Linked DNA regions of Homo sapiens: region 1 is linked to region 2. A link is an interaction called in ENCODE POLR2A ChIA-PET data of the cell type or tissue named here. Cell type or tissue: IMR-90. All regions are shown on one strand. Links, peaks and the distances in the headings refer to the core of each region. The heading gives the core; the rest is flanking DNA. Region 1 has its middle 23 kb from the start of PRF1. Region 2 overlaps PALD1 (phosphatase domain containing paladin 1).

Region 1 (11,167 bases), core at 2,155-10,154, 120 kb before region 2:
CCGGGCAGAGGGGCGCCTCACTTCCCAGTAGGGGCGGCCGGGCAGAGGCGCCCCTCACCTCCCGGACGGGGCGGCTGGCCGGGCGGGGGGCTGACCCCCCCACCTCCCTCCCAGACGGGGTGGCTGCCGGGCAGAGGGGCTCCTCACTTCTCAGATGGGGCGGCTGCCGGGCGGAGGGGCTCCTCACTTCTCAGACTGGGCGGCTGCCGGGCAGAGGGGCTCCTCACTTCTCAGATGGGGCGGCTGCCGGGCGGAGGGGCTCCTCACTTCTCAGACTGGGCGGTTGCCAGGCAGAGGGTCTCCTCACTTCTCAGACGGGGAGGCCGGGCAGAGACGCTCCTCACCTCCCAGACGGGGTCACGGCCGGGCAGAGGCGCTCCTTACATCCCAGATGGGGCAGCGGGGCAGAGGCGCTCCCCACATCTCAGACAATGGGCAGCCGGGCAGAGATGCTCCTCACTCCCTAGATGGGATGGCGGCCGGGAAGAGGTGCTCCTCACTTCCTAGATGGGATGGCCGCCGGGCAGAGACGCTCCTCACTTTCCAGACTGGGCAGCCAGGCAGAGGGGCTCCTCACATCCCAGACGATGGGCGGCCAGGCAGAGACGCTCCTCACTTCCCAGACAGGGTGGCGGCCGGGCAGAGCCTGCAATCTCTGCACTTTGGGAGGCCAAGGCAGGTGGCTGGGAGGTGGAGGTAGTAGCGAGCCGAGATCACGCCACTGCACTCCAGCCTGGGCACCATTGAGCACTGAGTGAACGAGACTCTGTCTGCAATCCCGGCACCTCGGGAGGCCGAGGCTGGCAGATCACTTGCGGCTAGGAGCTGGAGACCAGCCCGGCCAACACAGCGAAACCCCGTCTCCACCAAAAAAATACGAAAACCAGTCAGGCGTGGCGGCACGCGCCTGCAATGGCAGGCACTCGGCAGGCTGCGGCAGGAGAATCAGGCAGGGAGGTTGCAGTGAGCCAAGATGGCAGCAGTACAGTCCAGCTTCGGCTCAGCATCCCATCTTGACATTTCTTAAGCCAAACCTCTTTGGCTTAAATGATCAAACCATCCTTTGCTAGTATTAAGTTCTCCAGCTTTTGATCCTTCACCTTCTTTTTGCTTTCAGTTGTCATGTAATGCCTTTGCTTTTTCTTGAATCATATTAGAGTTTATAGGTATGTCTTTATTACAGCAATCCTGCACCCACATAAAAGCTGCATTTTAAATATTAAATACAAGGGTATTTCAAAACAAGTGCAAAGTTTTTATGCCTGCTGTTGTGGCTGCAGCAACAATTTTGCTAATTTCCTTCTCTTTTTTTTTTATGATAGCCCTTATCCTGGATTCATTTGTCTTGAAATGATGGACAACTGCAGCAGCAGACCTCAATCTATGGTACATATCAAGCAATTCAACTTTTTCTTGTAATGTAATGACTTTTCTCTAATACTTGGTAACACCTCCAGCATCTCTAGTGGCACTTCATATGGGTCCCCTGGTGTTATTCAAGATTTATGGTATTGCACTAAATGCAATTAAAAACAAAACAAAACATGAGAACCATAGAGATTCTCACTTAGTCTGGGCAACAGAGTGAGACCTTTTCCCCCTCCCCCCCCCAAAAAAAAGTGCAGTGGCATGATCATGGCAGTGGCAGCCTCAACCTCCTGGGCTCAAGCAATCCTCCCACCTCAGCCTCCCTAGTAGCTGGGACCACAGATCGGTGCCAACACCTGGCTAATTGTTTTTATTTTTTGTAGAAACAGGGTTTCCTTATGTTGCTCAGGCTGGTCTCAAACTCCTGGGCTCAAGTGATCCTCCTTCCTCAGCCTCCCAAAATGCTGGGATTACAAGCATGAGCCACCACACCTGGCCAAGAGATCACTTTTTACTGTGATATGCAATTTTACTGGAGAGATGAGCTGCCCACATGGAGTGATTAGCATCACATGGTGTTTTAGGCAGATACTCACAACACTTGGTCTCACTGCAATAGCAACAGGAGGTGGCTATGCAGTTATCACAATAGTGCAGTATGGACTACAGTTGTTTTGAAGCAATTATGATTTAATACTGTATCTTTACATTTGTTTACGTTTCTCTCAACTCTGAATGGTGCCTTATAAGGTCAGTGTTTGTATTTGTAAGTTTTGATAAGTTTTAACTTTTTATAATAGATTTGTGTACATTTTATGGTTGTAAATAATAAAATAAACTGTGTCTACATATATTTTATGCGTTCATGATATACCTAACTTTTTCTTATGTTTTTTTTTTAATATTTCTAGGCTATGTGGTTCATCTGTGAGTTTTTTCAAATTGTTGTAAATCTCCAAAAAAATTCCCAATATATTTATTGGAAAAAATCCACATATATGTGGACCTGCACAGTTCAAACCTGTCTTGTTCAAAGGTCAACTGTATTATAAGACTCTTAGAAGAAAACATAGGCCCAAATCTTTTCAACTTCAGATTAGGCAACTGTTTCTTAGATATGACACCAAAAGCATAAGCAAAAAAATAAATAAATTGAAATTTATCAAAATTTGAAACTTTTGTGCATCAAAGAACATTATCAAAAAAGTGAAAAGACAACCTAGAGTGGGAAAAAGTTTTTGCAAATCATATGTCTAACAAGGATCTAGTATCCAGAATACATTAAAAAATTACAACTAAATAAAAAGACAAATACCGAAATAAAATATGGGCAAAGTATCTGAATAAACATTTCTCCAAATAACAGATACAAAATTACCAATAAGTACATAAAACTGTGTTCAACATTAGTCCTTAGGGAAACATAAATCAAAACCAAAATGAGATGTCACTTCACACCCACTAAGATGGCTACAACCAAAAAGACAATGCTGTGGTCTTGAATGTTTGTGTCCCCCAGCCCCTGAATCTATATGTTGAAACCTAATTCCCAATATGGTATTAGGAAATGGGGCATTTAGAGATAATTAGGTCATGAAAGCTCTACCCTAAGGAATGGGATGGGTGCCCTTATAAAAGAAGCCCCAAGGGAGTTTGTTTGCCCCTTCTCACATGTAAGGACACAACAAGAAGGTGCCATCTATGAAGGAGTGAGTGAGCCCTCACCAGACACCAAATCTGCTGGTGTCTTGATCTTGGACTTCCCAGCCTCCAGAACTATGAGCAATAAATCTCTATTGTTTATAAATTACCCAGTCTAAGGTAGTTAGTTATAGCAGCTCAAACAGACTGACTAAGATAATTGGCTAGGTTGTGGAGAAACTGGAACTCTCATACATTTTTCGTGGGAATGTGAAGTGGTGCAGCTGCTTTGGAAAACAGTTTGGCAATTCCTCCAAATGTCAAACCTAGAATTACTATAAGAACCAGCAATTCCACTTCCAGTAACATACCCAAGAGCAATGAAAGTGTATGTTCACACAAAGCTTATATATGAAGGTTCATAGCCCCATTGTTCATAATAATCAGAAAATAGAAACAACCCATCAACTTATGAGGTATAACCATACAGTGAAGTATTATTCAGAAATATCAAGAAAAATACTGATAAATTCTGCAACGTAGATGAATTTTGAAAGGATTATGCTAAGTAAAAGAAGCCAAACAAACAAACTACAACTTGTATGATCCCACTTACATGAAGTGTCAAGAATAGGCAAATCCATAGAGAAAGAAAGTAGATTAACAGTTGCCATGGGGATAGGATGGGGGAAGAGTAAATGGGGAAAGAGTACTAATTAGTAGGTTTCTTTTTGGGATAGTAAAAATGTTCTGGAACTAGATAATGATGATGATTGTATAACATTGTGAATGTTCTTAATGCTACTGAATCTTACACCTTAAAAGGGTAAGTCTTATGGTACACAAGTCTCAATTTTTTAAAAAGAAAACATTTATTTTCTGGCTATAGGTTACCCAGATTTTTAATGTATTTCTGTGTTAGCTTTGGTAAGCTATTGTTTTAAGGAAATGTACTGTTTTATCTAAATTGTCAAATTTATTGGCATAAAATTGTTCATAATATCTCCTTATGACCTTTTTAATGTTTGCAGGTGCTGTAGTAATGTCTCCTTTTTCATTTCTGATATTGCTAATTTGTACCTTCTCTCTCTCTCTCTTTTTTTTTTTCAAGACAGATTCTTGCTCTGTCTCCCAGCCTGGAGTGCAGTGACATGATCTCAGCTCACTGCAACCTCTGCCTCCCGGGTTCAAGTGATTCTGCTGCCTCAGATTCCTGAGTAGCTGGAACTACAGGTGTGTGCCACCACACCTGGCTAATTTTTGTATTTTTAGTAGAGACAAGGTTTCACCATGTTGACCAGGCTGGTCTTGAACTCCTGACCTCAAGTGATCCACCCGCCTCAGCCTCCCAAAATGCTGGGATTACAGGTGTGAGCCATGACAGCTGGTTGTTTCATTAACTTTTGCTCTTCTCTTTAGTATTTCCTTCCTCCACTGTTTGGATTTAATCTGTTGTCCTCTTTTAAACATCTTTAGATGTATACTTTGATTATTGATATTGTAAGGGAGGAAAAATAATTTTCTCTCTATTGTTTATTGAGGAAAAAAAGCCAAACTCTGTAAATATTTTAAAAGGTTTATTCTAAGTCATTATGAGTGAACATGGCCCGGAAAAGTCTCAAGAGGTTCTGAGAAGGTGTGCCCAAAGTAGTCAAGTAATAGTTTTTCTCACACGCATCCGTGTGAAGAGATCACCAAACAGGCTTTGTGTGAGCAATAAAGGTTTTTAATCATCTGGGTGTAGACGAGCTGAGTCCAAAAAGAGAGTCAGTGAAGGGAGATACGGGTGGGGCCGTTTTATAGAATTTGGGTAGGTAGTGGAAAATTACAGTCAAAGGGGGTTGTTCTTTGGTGGGCAGGGGCAGGGGACATAAGGTGCCCAGTGGAGGAGCTTCTGAGCCAGGAAAAGGAATTTCACAAGGTAGTGTCATCAGTTAAGGCAGGAACCGGCCATTTTCATTTCTTCTGTGATTCTTCACTTGCTTCAGGCCATCTGGATGTATATGTGCAGGCTTGGGCTCAGAGGCCTGACAGTTTTGTTTTATACATTTTGTGGGGGACAGAAGTTACAAGCAAAGACATAAATCAATACATAGAAGATGTACATTGGTTCAGCCCAGAAAGGCAGGACATTTTAAAGGAGGGACTTACAGGTATAGGTGGATTCAAAGATTTTCTGATTAGCAATTAGTTGAAAGACTTAAGCTTTGTCTAAAAATCTGAAGTCAGTAGAAAGAAATGCTTGAGTTAAGGGGGATTGTGGAAGCCAAGGTTCTTGTTATGCAGATGAAGCCTCCAGGTAGCAGGCTTCCTGAAAAGATGGCTTTGAAGGACTCTTTTAAAATATGTCAAATAATTATATTTTAGACTAAAATATTTTTATTTCCTTCAGGGTCTGCTATCTGTCATGTGATGTTATCCCAGAGTCAGGCTGGAATTTGCTACAAATAATCTGTTTTGTCAGCTTTATGATCTCTATTTTATGTTAATGCTGGTCAGTTGTTCCTAAACTCTTAAAAGGGAGGAGGTATAAAAAGGTGTGTCTGACCTCCCTTACTGTCATGGCCTAGAGTTGAGTTTTTCAGGTTTCCCTAGGATCCCCTTGGCCAAAAGGGTTCATTCAGTCTACTGGGGGACTTAGGATTTTTTTTCTTTGAGACAGAGTCTCACTCTGTCACCCAGGCTGGAGTGTAATGGTGCGATCTCGGCTTACTGCAGCCTCCACCTCCTGCGCTCAAGCGATCCTCCCACCTCAGCCCCACAAGTAGCTGGGACTACAGACACATGCCATCATGCCCAGTTGTTTTTTGTTTTTGTTTTTGTTTTTGTTTTTGGTAGAGACAGGGTTTCATGTTGCCCAGGCTGGTCTTAAACTCCTGAGCTCAGGTGATCCACCCATCTTGGCCTTCCAAAAGGCTAGGATTACAGGCATAAGCCACCATGCCCAGCTTTTAGGATTTTATTTTGGTTTACACCTTCATAGTTCTTAGTTAGGACAGATCCCTGGAACAAAAGAGTGACAAGAGAATAACAAACAGAAGTTTAATAACACATATACTTTATGCATATAAAACCATCCTTTCAGGGTTAACAAGAAATACATGCAGTGTTCTGGGCAGAAATATACTCATTATTAAGCATTAGGAGCACTAAGCAGGCTGCACTTTGGCCCACTTCTTTGTAATTTATCTTTTTTTTTATTTTTATCTATTTTTTTTTTTTTTTGAGACAGAGTTTCACTCCTGTTGCCCAGGCTGGAGTGCAATGGCGCGATCTCGGCTCACTGCAACCTCCGCCTCCCAGGTTCAAGCGATTCTCCTGCCTCAGCCTCCCCAGTAGCTGGGATTACAGGCATGTGCCACCACGCCCAGCTAATTTTGTATTTTTAGTAGAGACGGGGTTTCTCCATGTTGGTCAGGCTGGTCTCGAACTCCCGACCTTATGTGATCCGCCCGCCTCGGCCTCCCAAAGTGCTGGGATTACACGAGCCACTGAGCCCGGCACTTCTTTTAATTTAAAGTCACGTAGCACTAGATCCCCACCATCTGCATTCCCACTGTTCCTACAGATAGGATCTCTGACACCTAAGGCTTTTGTTTAAGAATTACTTAAGATGGCCGGGCGCGGTGGCTCATGCCTGTAATCCCAGCACTTTGGGAGGCCGAGGCGGGCAGATCACGAGGTCAGGAGATGGAGACCAGCCTGGTGAACACAGTGAAACCCCGTCTCTACTAAAAATACAAAAAATTAGCCGGGCGTGTTGGCAGGCACCTGTAGTTCCCAGCTACTCGGGAGGCTGAGGCAGGAGAATGGCGTGAACCCGGGAGGCGGAGCTTGCAGTGAGCCGAGATCACATCACTGCGCTCCAGCCTGGGTGACAAAGTGAGACTCCGTCTCAAAAAAAAAAAAAAAAAAAAAAAAGAATTACTTAAGATGTTTTCAGATCCTGAATTCCAGCTGAACAGCTGATGCCCATCAGCTTGAAGACTCCCACAGAGGAGCTGAATCAACATGAGAATGCAGTTTCTTCATCTCCCCATCCCAGGATTTCACGCTGCACTCTTTGACCAATCAACAATCTCCACACCTTGGCCACTCCAAACTCCTTAAAATCTCTAACCCCCAACTCCTCTGGGAGGCAGATTTGAAGTTTCCTCTTGCCTCCTTGCTGGGCAGCCCTATGATTAAAACTTTTTCTCTGATGCAACTCTCAGTGTTGATGTATTGACTTACCATGTATACTGCAACAGACTTGTTTATGGTCAAACATACATAAGATACCTAGAGTAAATGAGTAAATCTCAAAGAGATGGCTCTGAGTTCAGGCTTAGATATAATCTTCAGCTAAAACAAAAATACAAGGGTGTGAAGAAGGCCAGCTGTGGGGAGATGCCCAAGAAAATCTCAAGCCGGGTGCAGTGGCTCATGCCTGTAATCCCAGCAATTTGGGAGGCCAAGGCAGGCGGATCACTTGAGGCCAGGAGTTTGAGACCAGCCTGGGCAACATGGTGAAACCCCATCTCTACTAAAATTACAAAAATTAGCTGGGCATGGTGGTACATGCCTGTAATCCCAGCTGAGGCAGGAGACTTGCTTGAACCCAGTGGGTGGAAGTTGCAGTGAGCCTAGATCATGCCACTGCACTCCAGCTTAGGTAAACAAAGTGAGACCCTATCTCAAAAAAAAAAAAAAAAAAAAAAGAAAAGAAAAGAAAATAGGATAAGGTTTGTTAGGCAGATTTAAGTTGATACCTTCTCCACTGATAAGAGTTTCCAGTGATTTAACATCATTCTTCTCTTTCTGGTACTGAGCAGGAAACATCTTTACAAATGGAGATTTCCTTTATGGCTTTTAATTTCCCTTATAAAAGGGTAATTTTTACTGTGTTTTCAGAGCTTCTCCTATGTCTGCAGTTTCTCAAAATTTTAAGGGATCTCTAGGGTGTTGACTTTTCTGGCCAGAAACCTCTGTGGCCACAGCACTATTGCCCAAGTTCTTGTCCTGTATCCAAAAGAATGAGGTATGCAGACAAGTGAAGGGTGAAGAAGAGTTTTATTTAGTGTTAGAACAGCTTAGAGGAATGGGTAGCTCCTCTCTGTAGGCAGGTCATCCCATCCAGTGTTCAGCTCTCCACAAAAAGGAGGCCCTGGAGAGGATAACTCCTCTCTGCAGGCAGGTCATTTGGACATTTCTGCAGGTCTCTGCAGCTATCAGCAGAGAAAGTACTCCTCTTTGCAGGTGGTCCTCCCATCATCTCCGCCCTCTTCGTCCTGTGCCCCACTCTGGCTGAGCCCTGGGCTTTTATGGGCCTTGGAGGGAAGGAAGTACATGCCAGTTGGTCCCTGGGTGGCCATGGGAGGCCCAGAAGAGGCACCACAAGTCCCCCCACCAGTCTGCCAATCTGCAGGACTGGCAGCCCGGTCCCCAGCCTTCAGACCTTCCCTGGCCTGAAGGTGTGGCCTTACTGGGGACCTGCCTCCTTCCACCCAAAAATCAATTTGCCTCCCACTGCCATTCATGGCCCCTGGGCTTGGCCCCAACACCCCCTCCAAGATCAGAGGAGGCACCATGAGTGAAGAGAAGCCAGGCAGTGGGAAAAGACACCTCTGAGCTTGGAGGGATGGAGGAGTGTCCTTCCTAAGGCCACTGAGGGTGCAGGCTGCAGAGACACCAGCTCCTGCACCTGGGAGGGCGGTCACAGCCACACCCAGGAGGGCAGATCCTGCCTGCTCCCAGACCTCCTCAAAGAGCACAGCTGCAATTTGGACGGCTGTAGCCCCACCCAGGAGGGTGAGTCTCCTGTGTGCTCTGTAGAGCAGGAGGCCTGGGTCTGAAGCTGCTGGTTGGGCAGTTGCAGCAGCACCCAGAGAGCTCTCCTCCCAACTCCCACCAGCTTTATGGAGTGTGCAGCCAAAGCCGTGCCTCCCTGCTGCAGCCAGCATGATGGCAGCAGCCACTGCCATCAAAAATACTCAGCTCGGCCAGGCGTAGTGATTCACATTTGTAATCCCAGCACTTTGGGAGGCTGAGACAAGCAGATCACGAGGTCAGGAGATCGAGGCCATCCTGGCTAATATGGTGAAACCCCGTCTCTACTAAAAATACAAAAAAAAAAAAAAAATTAGCCAGCCATGGTGGCAGGTGCCTGTAGTCCCAGCTACTCAGGAGGCTGAGGCAGGAGAATGATGTGAACCTGGGAGGCGGAGCTTGCAGTGAGCGGAGATCGCACCACTGCACTCCAGCATGGGCAACAGAGTGAGACTCTGTCTCAAAAATAAATAAATAATAATAATCAGCTCAAAATCATTCTTATGCCAGAGGCATATTTTGGAGTGGCATATTCTGATCTGCTAAAACCATATTTTAGAGTAACATATTTTGTTTTTTTACAATATTAAATCTTTCTCCTTTTCTGAAATGTGCATTTATGACCATAAACTTCCCTCTAAACATAATATTAGTTGCATCCCATGTATTTTAGTGTATCATATTTTTATCATTCAGTTAAAAGTATTTTCTGACTTATTCTTTGATTTGGAACTTATTTTGAAGGATATTGGTGTTAGAAGAAAAGTTTTAGACAAATTAAATTTAACAGAGTTTAATTGAGCAAAGAACATTTCACAAATTGGGCAGTCCCTAGAACCAGAAGAGGTTCAAAGTGACTCTGGTGGTTGGAAAGGATTTATGGACAGAAAAGGGAAAGTGAAATACAGAAAACAGAAGTGAGACGCAGGAACAGCCAGATTAGTTGCTTGGCAGCCAATCCAAAAGGCAACTAAGCGTTTGCCTTATCTGAGCATGGTTTGAACCATTGGCTGCCTGTAAGTGGTTGAAATATGACTGCTGTGATTGGCTAAGACCTACTTGTTACAAGAGTAGGTTACAAGGCCTGGCATGGTCGCCCACACCTATAATCCTAGCACTTTGGGAGGCCAAGGCGGGTGGATCACCTGAGGTCAGGAGTTCAAGACCAGCCTGGACAACATGGTGAAACCCCATGTCTACTAAAAATACAAAAATTAGCTGGGCATGGTGGTGCGCACCTAATCCCAGCTACTTGCGAGGCCGAGGCACAAGAATCACTTGAACCTGGGAGGTGGAGGTTGCAGTGAGCCAAGATTGTGCCATTGCACTCCAGCCTAGGTGACACAGTGAGACTCTCTGTCAAAAAAATAAAATAAAATAAAAGAGTAGGTTATAGTCTGTTTACACATCCAGTTAGGTTACAGTTCATTACTTACTGAGAAACCTTTAGGCCAAACTTGAACTATGTAAGGAGGCAGCTTTAGGCTAAATGTAATTTAACCCTTGTATATTTTCAAACATTTTGATTTTTTGTTTGTTTGTTTTTTTGTTCTTGTTATTGATTTCTTGCTTAATCCACTGAGTAACATTCTCTGTAAATTTTTAATCCATTGAAATGTTTTGAGATATTTTATGGCCCAGTAAATTGCCAATTTAGGTAAATGTTCAGTACGCACTTGAAAAAAAGACATATTTCTTTTGTAAACCAAAAACAAAATCCTAAGCTACCCAACTGATTGAATGGACTCCCTCTGGGCCAAGGAAAACCTGAAAAAATGAATTCCAAATCATGATGGGAAGGGAAGTTGGAGAGGCCTCATTATGCCCCCTCCCTTTTGGAGTTTAGGCACAACTGGCCAGCATTAATATTAAAAGAGAGATCATAAGACCGACAAAACAGACTCTTTGTAGTAATAAAACACAAAATTCCAACCTAACTCTGGTATGGCATCACATGCTGTCTGCGGGCTGCCACCTATGAGACTTCATCTACGTAACAAGGGCCTTGGCTTCCACAACCCCCTTGTCTTAGCTCAAGGATTCCTTTCTACTGACTTCTTAAGCCTTTAGACAAAGCTTAACTCTTTCAACCAATTGCCAATCAGAAAATCTTTGAATCTACCTATATGACCTGGAAGCAGTCCCCTCCCCATAAGACATCCCACCTCTTTAGGCTGAACCAATGTACACCTTCCATGTATTGACTTATGTCTTTCCTTGCAACTCTTGTTCCCTAAAATGTATAAAACCAAACTGTAGCCCAACCACCTTGGGCACACTTTCTTAGGACCTCTTGAGAACGTATCCTGGGCCATGGTCACTCATATTGGCTCTGAATAAGCCTCTTTAA
Region 2 (11,167 bases), core at 1,843-9,842:
GAGTACCCCTTCCGGAGCCATGGCCTCTCACACGCCCCTGGCAGCCAGATGCCCAGGGTGAGTAACAATGGAGCTAAAAATAGGGCCCGACTCTGGGGGACGGCAGAGGGCCGAGTGGCCAGCTGGAGGAAACATCTGCCTCAGCTCAAGAACAAATACAGAGGAAGCTGCCGTGCTGCAGGGTTCCCCTACTGTGGGTGCAGAGCACATGAAACGTCCAGGTCTGTACCCAGGGCAGGGGCTCAGACCAGCCCTTCACCTGCCCTGGGCCTGGTCCCGCAACTCCCACAGGCCTGCACACACACACACAGGTTCCGCAGCTCCCACAGGCCTGCACACACACACACACACACACACACACACACACACGCCATACAGAGTCGAAACCCACCCTGGGCACCCACGTGTATCTTAGAGTTGAGAGCCAGAAGTACCTTTGAGACCCAAGTCTGACCCTTTCATTTTACAAAGGAGGAAACTGGGGTCCACGGGTGGCCGGAGACCTGCCCACAGTCACAAGAACAGTGGGTGGTGGCGTTGGGACAGGGTTCTCCTGCTCCTCACTCTCTATGGCACCTCGTGCTCATGCGCATCACTGGGCACGTCCAGCTGGGGCCAGTGACCCTGCTTCTGAGGAGGCAGATTCTACCTTAAGCATATCAGCTGGACTCAGGGCGCAGCATGTGGCAGTCCAGGAGCACGCTGGGCTGGCCCAGCCCTTCTCCAACCTGCTGCTCCCCAACTCCCATGCCCTAAACTCCAGCCAGTGCACCTCCTCACAGTCCCTAGAATGGGCACCATCAACAGGCCTTGGCAAATAATCAACATCAATAACAAAAATAATAAGAAAGCCGAGGAGCATCTTACTGGACCAGGGGGTGGGAGCAGGGTGTTTTGCAGTCTGTTGATGGCAGAAATGTTGCCTTTGAAGATCCTTGACATATTCCATAAACAACAAGGCTGGGCCGTCTCTCAAATGGTCTGGCCCAGCCAGTTTTCCTCCAGCGACAGAAAAGATGCTGCTGTTTCTTCCGTGGAGCAGCGAAGTTTGAGGGCCACACACCAGCCCCCCAATCACTCATTCCACATCTTCCTGACTGGCTCAATCTTCTTGTCCAGCCCACTCCCTGCATCAGGAGGCTTCCTTATCCTCCCCTCCGTGCCTTCCCACCACAGGGGTCTCCCTGGGGACCCACCAGGCAGGACCTGGTGCTGGCCTTCACTGGCATCCTCAGGGCCTGGCCTGTGCTTGGCACAAAGGAGCCACTTGGATAAACAAAACAGGGAAAATTTTTTTAAAACAATAAAAAGCTAGCCTGGGCAAGATGGTGAGACCTCATCTCTACGAACACATACATACACCACACACACACACACACACACACACACACACACACACACACGCACACACAAAACATACAAATGTAACAATTAGCCAGTGTGGTGGTATGCACCTATGGTCCCAGAACTTTGGGAAGCCAAGGCTGGCGGATAGCTTGAGGCCACAAGTTCGAGACCAGCCTGGGCAACGTGGCGAAACCCCATCTCTACTAAAAGTACAAAAATTAGCCAGGCAAGGTGGTGCACACCTTCGGTCCCAGCTACTTGGGAGGCTAAGGTGGGAGGATCACTTGAGCCCAGGTCAAGGCTGCAGTGAGCTGTGATCGCACCACTGCACTCCAGCCTGGGTGACAGAGCAAGACCCTGTCTCTAAAATTTTTTGTTTGTTTGTTTGTTTTTTGAGACAGAGTTTCGCTCTTGTAGCCCAGGCTGGAGTGCAATGGCACTACCTCGGCTCACTGCAACCTCCTCCTCCTGTATTCAAGCGATTCTCCTGCCTCAACCTCCCAAGTAGCTGGGATTATAGGCACCCGCCACCATGCCCGGCTAATTTTTTTTTTTTTTTGTATTTTTAGTAGAGACGGGGTTTCACCATGTTGGCCAGGCTGGTCTTGAACTCCCGATCTCAGGTGATCCATCTACCTCGACCTCCCAAAGTGCTAGGATTACAGGCACGAGCCACCGTGCCTGTCCTAAAAAAATTTTTTTTAATAGAAAGATAATTTTTTTAATAGAAAGATAATTTTTTTAAAGGATCAACTTTGCAGGTGTCTGTGTTGTGAGAATAAACCAGACAGCACAGATGGGGTTTTAGTCCAGGTCCCACAGTACAACATACAGTCCATAAGTGGCCACCATGTGTTGACTGCCTGAAAGAAAATGCTGGGTGGAAGGCGCTGACCTTTGACCACCCCCACCCCCAGGTGAGAAGGCTAAGGAGGAGGACACATGGAGGCCAGAGGCCAGGGAAGCCCTTTCAGGTCAGAAGGAAGACAGAGGGCTCCTCTCTGAGAGGCAGATTCCACCCATGAGGGAGAGTTGCCTGATTGAGACCCCTGGGTCTCTCGATGAGTCGTGCCCTCCCTGCTGCTCAGAGGGGCAAGTAAAATGGGGCACCTATCAAGTCCCCTGGGCCCTTCACTCACTCCTGAGGACCAAACATGTTAGCACCTTGAGCAGGATTTGAAATCACAAACACTGAATTCTTAACCCAATGGCTTCCACCTCCACTCCCCCAGGCAGTGTCACTCAGGTTAGTTGGGGGAAAGGATAATAATGGCAGCAGGTAACATGTACTGGACTCCAAGAGCGTGCCAGGCACTGTGCTCAGCCGTGCATCTGTCATCTAATCCTACAGTTCTGAAAGCAGGCTCCACAGACCCCAGGGCCCAGCGCCTTCCTTCCAGGGGTCCAGAGGTCAACAGGATTCTCACCGCAGCACTAAGACGTCACTGCCTTTCACTGGAATGACATTTGGTGGCTCAAAAGCCATGAAGGGGGTGAAACTGCTAGAGTCTCAGTAGAACAAGGCAGCAGCCCCAAAATGGGCCGGTCTCACTGTGTTCCCAGAGATATGCACTCGCGGTGACAAAATTCACCAATGTCACGTAAGGGTCCATGATGAGGCAGTAAAAATGATTAGTTTCACTGAATCTTAGCCTTTGGGTACATGTCCATTTGACATTCTGTGTGATAAAACGGGAAGTGCATGTAAGGCCCAAGAATGACACAGAGCTCGTCAGAGTTGGAGCTGACCCAGCCTCTAGTCCAAAGAATACTATTTTTTTTTTTTGAGATGGGGTCTTGCTTTGTCACCCAGGCTGGAGTGCAGTGGCACGATCACGGTTCACCACATCCTCAACCCGGGCTCAAGCTATCCTCCCACCACCTCAGCCTCCCAAATAGCTGGGACTACAGGTATGCGCCACCATGCCCGGCTAACTTTTGTATTTTGGGTAGATATGGGGTTTGGCCATGTTGTCCAGGATGGTCTCCAACTCCTGGGCTCAAGTGACCCGCCCACCTCAGCCTCCCAAAATGCTGGGACTACAGACGTGAGCCACTGCACCTGGCCGGGAACAACATTTTTACTTGACAGAATGACCAACAGACAAACAGTGGGTTTTCAGATATGAGTATTTGGCAGACAGTTTCTGATTTGTTTTTTTGTTTTGTTTTGTTTTGTTTTGTTTTGTTTTGTTTTGTTTTGAGACAGAGTTTCTCTCTTGTTGCCCAGGCTGGAGTACAATGACGTGATCTCGGCTCACGGCAACCTCCGCCTCCCGGGTTGAAGCGATTCTCCTGCCTCAGCCTTCCGAGTAGGTGAAATTATAGGCATGCACCACCATGCCCGGCTAATTTTGTATTTTTTTTAGTAGAGATGGGGTTTCTCCATGTTGGTCTCGAACAGGCTAGTCTCGAACCCCCGACCTCAGGTGATCCGCCTCCCTCGGCCTCCCAAAGTGCTGGGATTATAGGCGTGAGCCACCACACCTGGCCATGGCAGATATTTTCACAAAAATGAGTAAAGTGAGCCTGTCCCTTCAAAGAAAACAACTGACTTAATTTGTTGCCAATAATAAAGTTGGAGCTTGGAGCTTTCAAGGGAAAATTAGAATTTTGGAAAGCGTGTGTCACCCACTGTGAGTTCAAAAGCTGCTGAAAACAGAAAGATTTTTCTGATAATAGGTGTGACGATAGTAACAGATGTGACTTTTTTAAAATGTTGACATGAAATGTATCCACATTTGGAAGATCTGTGTAACACACAGGGCCAATATTTTCCCAAAGACAGATGCCTGATATTACAAAATCCCGTAACGGAGCCATTCGCACTGCAACACAGTCCAGTGGATCTTAACGTGACGAGGTACAAAATGTTCATTAATGTGCTTTCAGATTCCACATTTCAACTAGCTTTAAGAATCAACCACCTGTCAAATTTTTACATAGGATCAAAGGAAAATATCTAGAAGCTAATAAAATATTCCTCCCTTTTCACATTACATATCTGTGGTGAAGCCGATTTTCTTCACCATACTTCAGTCAAAACAATGTATCACAATAGATTGAATGCAGAGGCAGGCATGAGAATCCAGCTGTCTTCTGTTAAGCCAGACACGAAAGAGGCTTGCAAATCTGAAAGGCAATGCCACGCTTCCTATTCAATTTTTTTGTTTTGGAACATACAGTTATTTTCCAGGAAAAATAATAGATTTTATTTATGTTACCACATAATAGGCTTGTTATAAATGAATTTATAAATACGTGTTTTTGTTTGTTAGTTTTCTGAGACGAAGTCTTAATCTGTCACCCAGGCTGGAGTGCAGTGGCACGATCTCGGCTCACTGCAACCTCCGCCTCCCAGGTTCAAGTGATTCTCCTGCCTCAGCCTCCCGAGTAGCTGAGATCACAGGCATGCACCACCATGCCTAATTTTTGTATTTTTAGTAGAGACAGGGTTTCACTATGTTGGCCAGGCTGATCTCGAACTCCTGACCTCAGGTGATCCACCCACCTCAGCCTCCCAAAGTGCTGGGATTACGGGCGTGAGCCACCATGCCCAGCCGAAATATGTGTTTTTAAATATACTGTTTCAATTTCCAGTGTGGTAGCTATTGATATATGTATACAAGCCACACAAAAGCTCTTAGAGTCGTCAATTTTTAAGTGTAAAGGAGCCCTGAGAATACGTTTACAAACAGTTTGATTTCACCTTCATAACCCTTGCCTTACTCCCATTTTTGCAGGTGCAGACACTGAGGCCCAGATGGTCCGGGTTAACTTGCCCCAAGGGTGCGCAGGTGGCTGAGCAGGGCTCAAAGCCAGGCAGCCAGGCTTCCCAGGCATGCTCTTTATAGCTGCCCCTCATCTTACATCACGCTCCCAAAGGAAGTGCGGAAGGATAAAAGAAGACGTGATACAAAGGAAGCCACAGACATGAAAGAAGAGAATGTAAGTAAATATTTGTATAATCTTGGGACAGAAAAGAACTTTCTACACAAAATTCTGGAGGCAGAACACATAAAAGTTAAAGTGGACAGATCAGACTGCATAAAAAATAATCAGCTTTTGACCAATCAGAAAAAAACAAAACACGAAGTTACAAGGCAAATGACAAACTGGATAAAAATATTTTCAATGTATTTTTATTATTTGTCATTCTCTTTTTTTTCTTCTGAGACAGAGTCTCGCTCTGTCACTCAGGCTGGAGTGCAGTGGCGTGATATAGGCTCACCACAGCCTCCGCCTCCCAGGTTCAAGCGATTCATGCCTCAGCCTCCTGAGTAGCTAGGATTACAGGCACACACCACCATGCCCGGCTAATTTTTGTATTTTTAGTAGAGACGGGGTTTTGCCATGTTGGCCAGGCTGTTCTCGAACTCCTGACCTAAGGTGATCCACCCGCCTTGGCCTCCCTAAGTGCTGGGATTACAGGCATGAGCCATTGTGCCCGGCCTATTATCTGTCATTCAACATATGGATTATTTTTCAAACAAATGGGAAAACAAGTACATTTTGAAAGTAAAACAGACCAAAAATAACAAGCAAAATAGAAAGAGAAGAAATACAAATGGCCAATGAACATGAGACACAATGTCCAACCTAACTTGTAATGGAAAACCCAGAAATCGGCTGGGCATGGTGGTTCACCCCTATAATCCCAGCACTTTGGGAGGCCGAGGCAGGCAGATCACGTGAGGTCGGGAGTTTGAGACCAGCCTGACCAACATGGAGAAACCCCATCTCTACTAAAAATACAAAATTAGCTGGGCATGGTGGTGCATGCCTGTAATCCCAGCTACTCAGGAGGCTGAGGCTGGAGAATTGCTTGAACCCAGGAGGTAGATGATGCAGTGAGCCGAGATCACGCCACTGCACTGCAGCCTGGGCAACAAGAGCGAAACTCCAAAAGAAAAGAAAAGAGAGAAGAGAAAAGAGAAGAGAAGAGAACCCAGAAACAATGAAAACCATGCAGTGTCCATCATCACATCGGAGGTGAACCAGGGTGGAAACACCCATGTGGGCATGGGCACTGGGGACGGGCTCTCTCCTGAGCACCTGGCAGGATGTAAACCGGTAATAATTCTAAAATATCTTTAAAGTGGCCTTTTTAGATGAATGGAACCATGTAGTATTTGCTTACATTGGCTTCTTTTGCCCCATATCCTGTTAGGGATATTCATCCACCACTGCTCCATCCATTTTCATGACTACACAATGACGTCCATGATACATTCCACTTCAACCACTATGAATGTGAAAGATATTTCTAGTCTTTCACTAATATCAACAAAACTGTCCTGCAGACCCTTTGACCCTGCAATCCTTCTATCAATGTATCCAAAGGAAACAGGGAAAGACAGGGCCACAAAGGTATCCAGTACAGTTCTGTTGATATTAGTGAAAGATTAGAAATGTCTTTCACATCAACAGTGCTTGAAGCTGAATGTATCATGGATGTCATTAAGGCCATCAAAATGGATGGAGCAGCAGATGAACATCCTTAACAGGACATGGAGCGAAAAAAGCCAACATAAGCAAATACTACATGATTCCATTTATCTAAAACTCAAAAACAGGCAAAACTAGTCTATAATGTTGGAAGTCAGGCAAGAAGTCCTGTTGAGAGCAGGAAGAGGGTGTGGTGATGGGATACAGGAGTCTGTATTTTTTGTAGAGATGAGGGTCTCACTATGTTGCCCAGGTTGGTCTCGAACTCCTGGCCTCAACTAATGCTCCTGCCTCAGTCTCCCAGGGCACTGGGATTACAGGCATGAGCCACTGTCCTTGGCTCTTTTATGGATGTCAAACTTCGAATGAAATAGCAGCTTATTTACTGATGTAGAAAAATATCTACTATATGTCTAGTTTAAAAAAAAAAAGACACTACAGGATTTTAGAGTTTTGTTCCATTAAAAAGGGGGAGGCCTCTTGTATACAAATGTGCATGAACACAGGTATGCATGCACGCACGCACACACACACACACACACACAGAGTAAAAATGTCTGGAAGGACAAATCTCAAAACATCAATGGTGAACCGTACTTATCTCTGAAAAATGGGATCTCAGATGATTTTTCTCATCTTCCTGGATATCTTTATTTTCTCTCATTTCCCTACAGTAAACATACACTATTTAGAAAAAAAAGAAAGACAAAAAAGAACTACACAGTGGCCACTGACACCAGCAACCATGGTTCTGCAACAGCTTCACAGCCCAAGGGACCCTGACCCCACGGGGTGAGGACGCTCCCGAGGTGCCACTGCTGGAACGCTCAACACCTTCTCATGGGAAAACTGGCCAGTGGGGTAAGAAGGAGCTGCGTAGACGCCAGCGCTGTCCCTCACCAGAGGCCCATGGCTTGGCCTCTCTGAGCCTCGCTCTCCTGCAGGGCAGTGAAGGTTAAATAAGGCCATGATGTCCTGGCCAGACCAGGTTAGTTCTCAGGATGGTTCTTACACTCAGGTTCCCCCAGGTTCCATGGAGGCCCAGGGAGGCCGAGAAACTTCCTCACCTCATGCAGCAGGCCTGTGAGGCCTGGTTTTCCCCAGAAACAACCACAGGAGGCACCCTGGCCCACACAGTCCTCCCCACAATTGGAGTGTGGTCTGGAGGCCTGACCCCAGGAAGTTCTCTCCCCTCCCTGGGCCTCAGCATCCCCAGGAGTAAAAGGAGCAGGCTGGGCATTGCACTTGACCTCATGTAGCCTCCCTCAGTGGCAGGAAAGGTGGGATGGCTTATCCAGACAGGAAGTGACCTTGCCGGATGAAAGACAGGCCAACATTCCATCAGGAGCCCCCACCTGCTGGTGGCCTGTGGGGTCATGGGAGCCAGGAATGGGTGGGCATACAGAGGCCAAGGAGGAAACAGGATTTACTGCAGAAGGCCAGGCACACGGCAGACCCCCGGCAGGGAAGTGACTTCATTTCACACATTGTCCTCTTCACTTCCGCCCCTGGCATGGGAGGAACTTAACCCTAAGAGGGCCATATTGCACCGGCTCCAGCCAACTCCACACGGACCAGAGCAAGAGAGTCCAAGCTTTCTCCTTCCCCCACCCCTATAATCCCCAATCCACAGATGAGGAAACTGAGGCACAGAGAGGCTGACAGAAGCGCAGGGACTCCAGCACCTTTCCCATTATACCGAGCTGCACAGTGGCGGAAGACGTTAACTAATGGTCGGGAACTCTGGGAAGGCTTCCCGAAAAAGGAACAGAGCTGGGACTTAAAGGATGAGCAACATTTGATAGACCGGAAGGGGGAGGAAGCACACTCTGCACAGAGGGAGCAGCATAGAGAGAGGTGCCTCCTGTATAGTATTGTGGGAAGAATTAAGGTGCTTGTGAGGCCAGAATATAGGATGAGGTGGGGTAGGCCGAACCCCAGTCCCTGGGGACCATGCCAGGATCTTAGGTGTTGCTCTGCGGGGTGTGATGTGCTGCCCAGCTGTGGCAATGGGAGAGAAGCACGACCACGGCCTGTGTCCACCTAGTGGGGCTGCAGGGAGGAGGCACCATGTGGAGGCACCTGAGCAACAGGGTGGGTACTGCTCTGGGACATCTGGGGTGCAAAGCTCACCCCACCAACCCCAAACTAAGAAAGAAGTTCACAGTTCCAATAGTACCACGTGCCAAGGTACCACACACCAGACCAATGAGCAAGCAGGGCGTTGAATGCAGACTGTGTGGGCTCGAGCCTTAGCTCCACCACGACCAGCCTGATGCCCCTGACTGAAGCTCCACCTCTCTATGCTTCAACACCTGTCAGTGAAGTCCATGCCCACACCCACCTCTGAGGCCATGAGGACTAACTGAGAAAACCCCTGTACAGATCCACCTGAGTGTCACAGCTGGAGCGTGACAAAGAGTCACTGCCATATCATTTCTCCAAATAGCCCTGCAGCTACAGATTGTGGCCATTCTGATGCATCAGGAGGCTGAGTGACTTGGCCTAGAACCCACAGCAAAGAAACAGTGGAGCAAAGATTCAAACTCAGGCCGTCTGGCCCTGAATGCCTAGGCTCACACCAGCCCATCAGGCAAAACAAAACCCACAAGAATGAACCTGCACCTGCCAGCTGTGGCTCTCCAGGCCCCCGGGCAGCTTCGGGCAGGGGAGCAAGCACTCCACCACCTCAAACCTCCAGTGGCAGAGGGAGGAGCAGGGAGAAAATGCCAGGCCACGGGAGAGGAAGAAAAATATTTTTAAGTTTCTCCCTCTTCCTGTTTATCTGTCCCTTCCATCCTGAAGTCCTGGTAGCTGTTTTTTCAGGGAAAGTCCTGCCAAGAGGGACATCCTGCCGTGTGGCCACCCCAGGCCAAGCCGCCCCTGCCAGCCTCACACTGCGGGCTCTGAGGCCCACCTCCCTGCAGACACTCCCGCCTGGCCCAGAGGCTGCTGCATAAAGAGGCTTTCAGAAGAAGCTGGGGCCCAGGAAGGGGACCTGGGGCTGGGAGGAGGGGCCCATACCATGGCACCAATCAGCTCCACACTCAGGCCAGAGAGGTGACAAGAAGGATTTGAAGAAATAACTCTAAGCCTGGTATTGAAGAAGGAAGGGCCAGAGCTGGGGTCAGAAACACACAGCACTGGCTGTAGAGCCAGGCAGAACTGGCATCCAAACCTAGCTTGCCCGTGACTTACTGTGTGACCTTGGCTAAGTTACCGAACTTCTCTGAGCCTAGTTCCCTTATGTGTAAAATAAGGATAATGTTAATACCTACTTCATAGGGATATGGTAAGGATTACATGAGACAATGTAAGGAAAGTGCTAGCACCTGGTAAACATAACAAATGCTATTTATTGCCACTCTCACCATCAAGCTGACCCCCTCACTCAATCCCAAAGACGTATGATACCTTTTTTTTTTTTTCTGAGATAAAGTTTTGCTCTTGTTGCCCAATCTGGAGTGCAATGGGGCGATCTTGGCTCACTGTAACTTCTGCCTCCTAGGTTCAAGCAATTCTCCAGCCTCAGCCTCAAAAGTAGCTGGGTTTACAGGCACGCGCTACCACGTCTGGCTAATTTTTTGTATTTTTAGTAGAAACCGGGTTTTACCATGTTAGCCAGGCTGGTCTCAAACTCCTGACCTCAGGTGATCTACCCACCTCAGCCTCCCAAAGTGCTGGGATTACAGGCGTGAGCCACCGCGCCCAGTCTGTGCGATACCTTTCAAATATGCTCAAAAGAACAATTACAGCCTCAAAAAAAAAAAAACAAAACAGGACAGGCATAGTGGCTCATGATTGTTATCTCAACACTTTGGGAGGCTAAGGCAAGAGGACTGCTTGAAGTCAGGAGTTTGATACCAGCCTGGGCAACACAAGATCTCACCTCGATAAAAAATAATTTTAAAGATTAGCCAGGTGTGGCGCACACTCCTGTGGTCCCAGCTACTTGGGAGGCTGAAACAGGAGGATTGCTTGAGCCCAGGAACTTGAGGTTGCAGTGAGCTAGGACCATGCCACTGTGCTCGCTCTAGCTCTGGTGATAGAGCAAGACCCCATCTCTAAAGAAAAATAAAATAAATGTTAACATTTTTTAAAAGAAATGAATTCTGACACATGCTACAATACGGATGAACCTTGAGGACATTATGTTATATGTTTAAGCCAGACACAAAAGAAGAAATATTGTACGATTCCAATAATATGAGATACCTTGGTCAAATTCAGAGACAGGAAGTAGAACTGTGGGTGCCAGGGCCTGGAGGAGAGGGAGTGGGGAGTTAGTGTTTAATGGGTGCAGAGTTTCAGTTTGGAAAGAAGGAAAAGTTCTGGGGCTGGATGGTGGTGATGGGTGCACAATATGGATGCT

The links. Peaks named below come from ENCODE experiments on the same cell type or tissue, not always from the same donor. Only the 100,000 strongest peaks of a DNase experiment are listed, where the experiment ranks them.
Region 1: POLR2A ChIA-PET joins it to region 2 with 5 read pairs; 2 of 35 experiments call an interaction of 5 or more read pairs at or near these places.

The regions. Positions count from the first base shown.
Region 1 is chr10:70,620,309-70,631,475 of GRCh38, reverse strand. No RefSeq gene overlaps it. Among named protein-coding and RNA genes, the nearest start is that of PRF1, 23 kb to the right of the region's middle. RefSeq lists an enhancer at 5,600-6,189. In IMR-90, for the core only: no CTCF peak of the experiment used is centred there; no DNase peak of the experiment used is centred there; H3K27me3 peaks cover 778 bases.
Region 2 is chr10:70,497,987-70,509,153 of GRCh38, reverse strand. All of the region lies in intron 1 of PALD1 (phosphatase domain containing paladin 1), which reads right to left. Among named protein-coding and RNA genes, the nearest start is that of PALD1, 25 kb to the right of the region's middle. RefSeq lists enhancers at 8,694-9,453, 9,454-10,215. In IMR-90, for the core only: no CTCF peak of the experiment used is centred there; a DNase peak (open chromatin) is centred at 6,543; H3K27ac peaks cover 159 bases.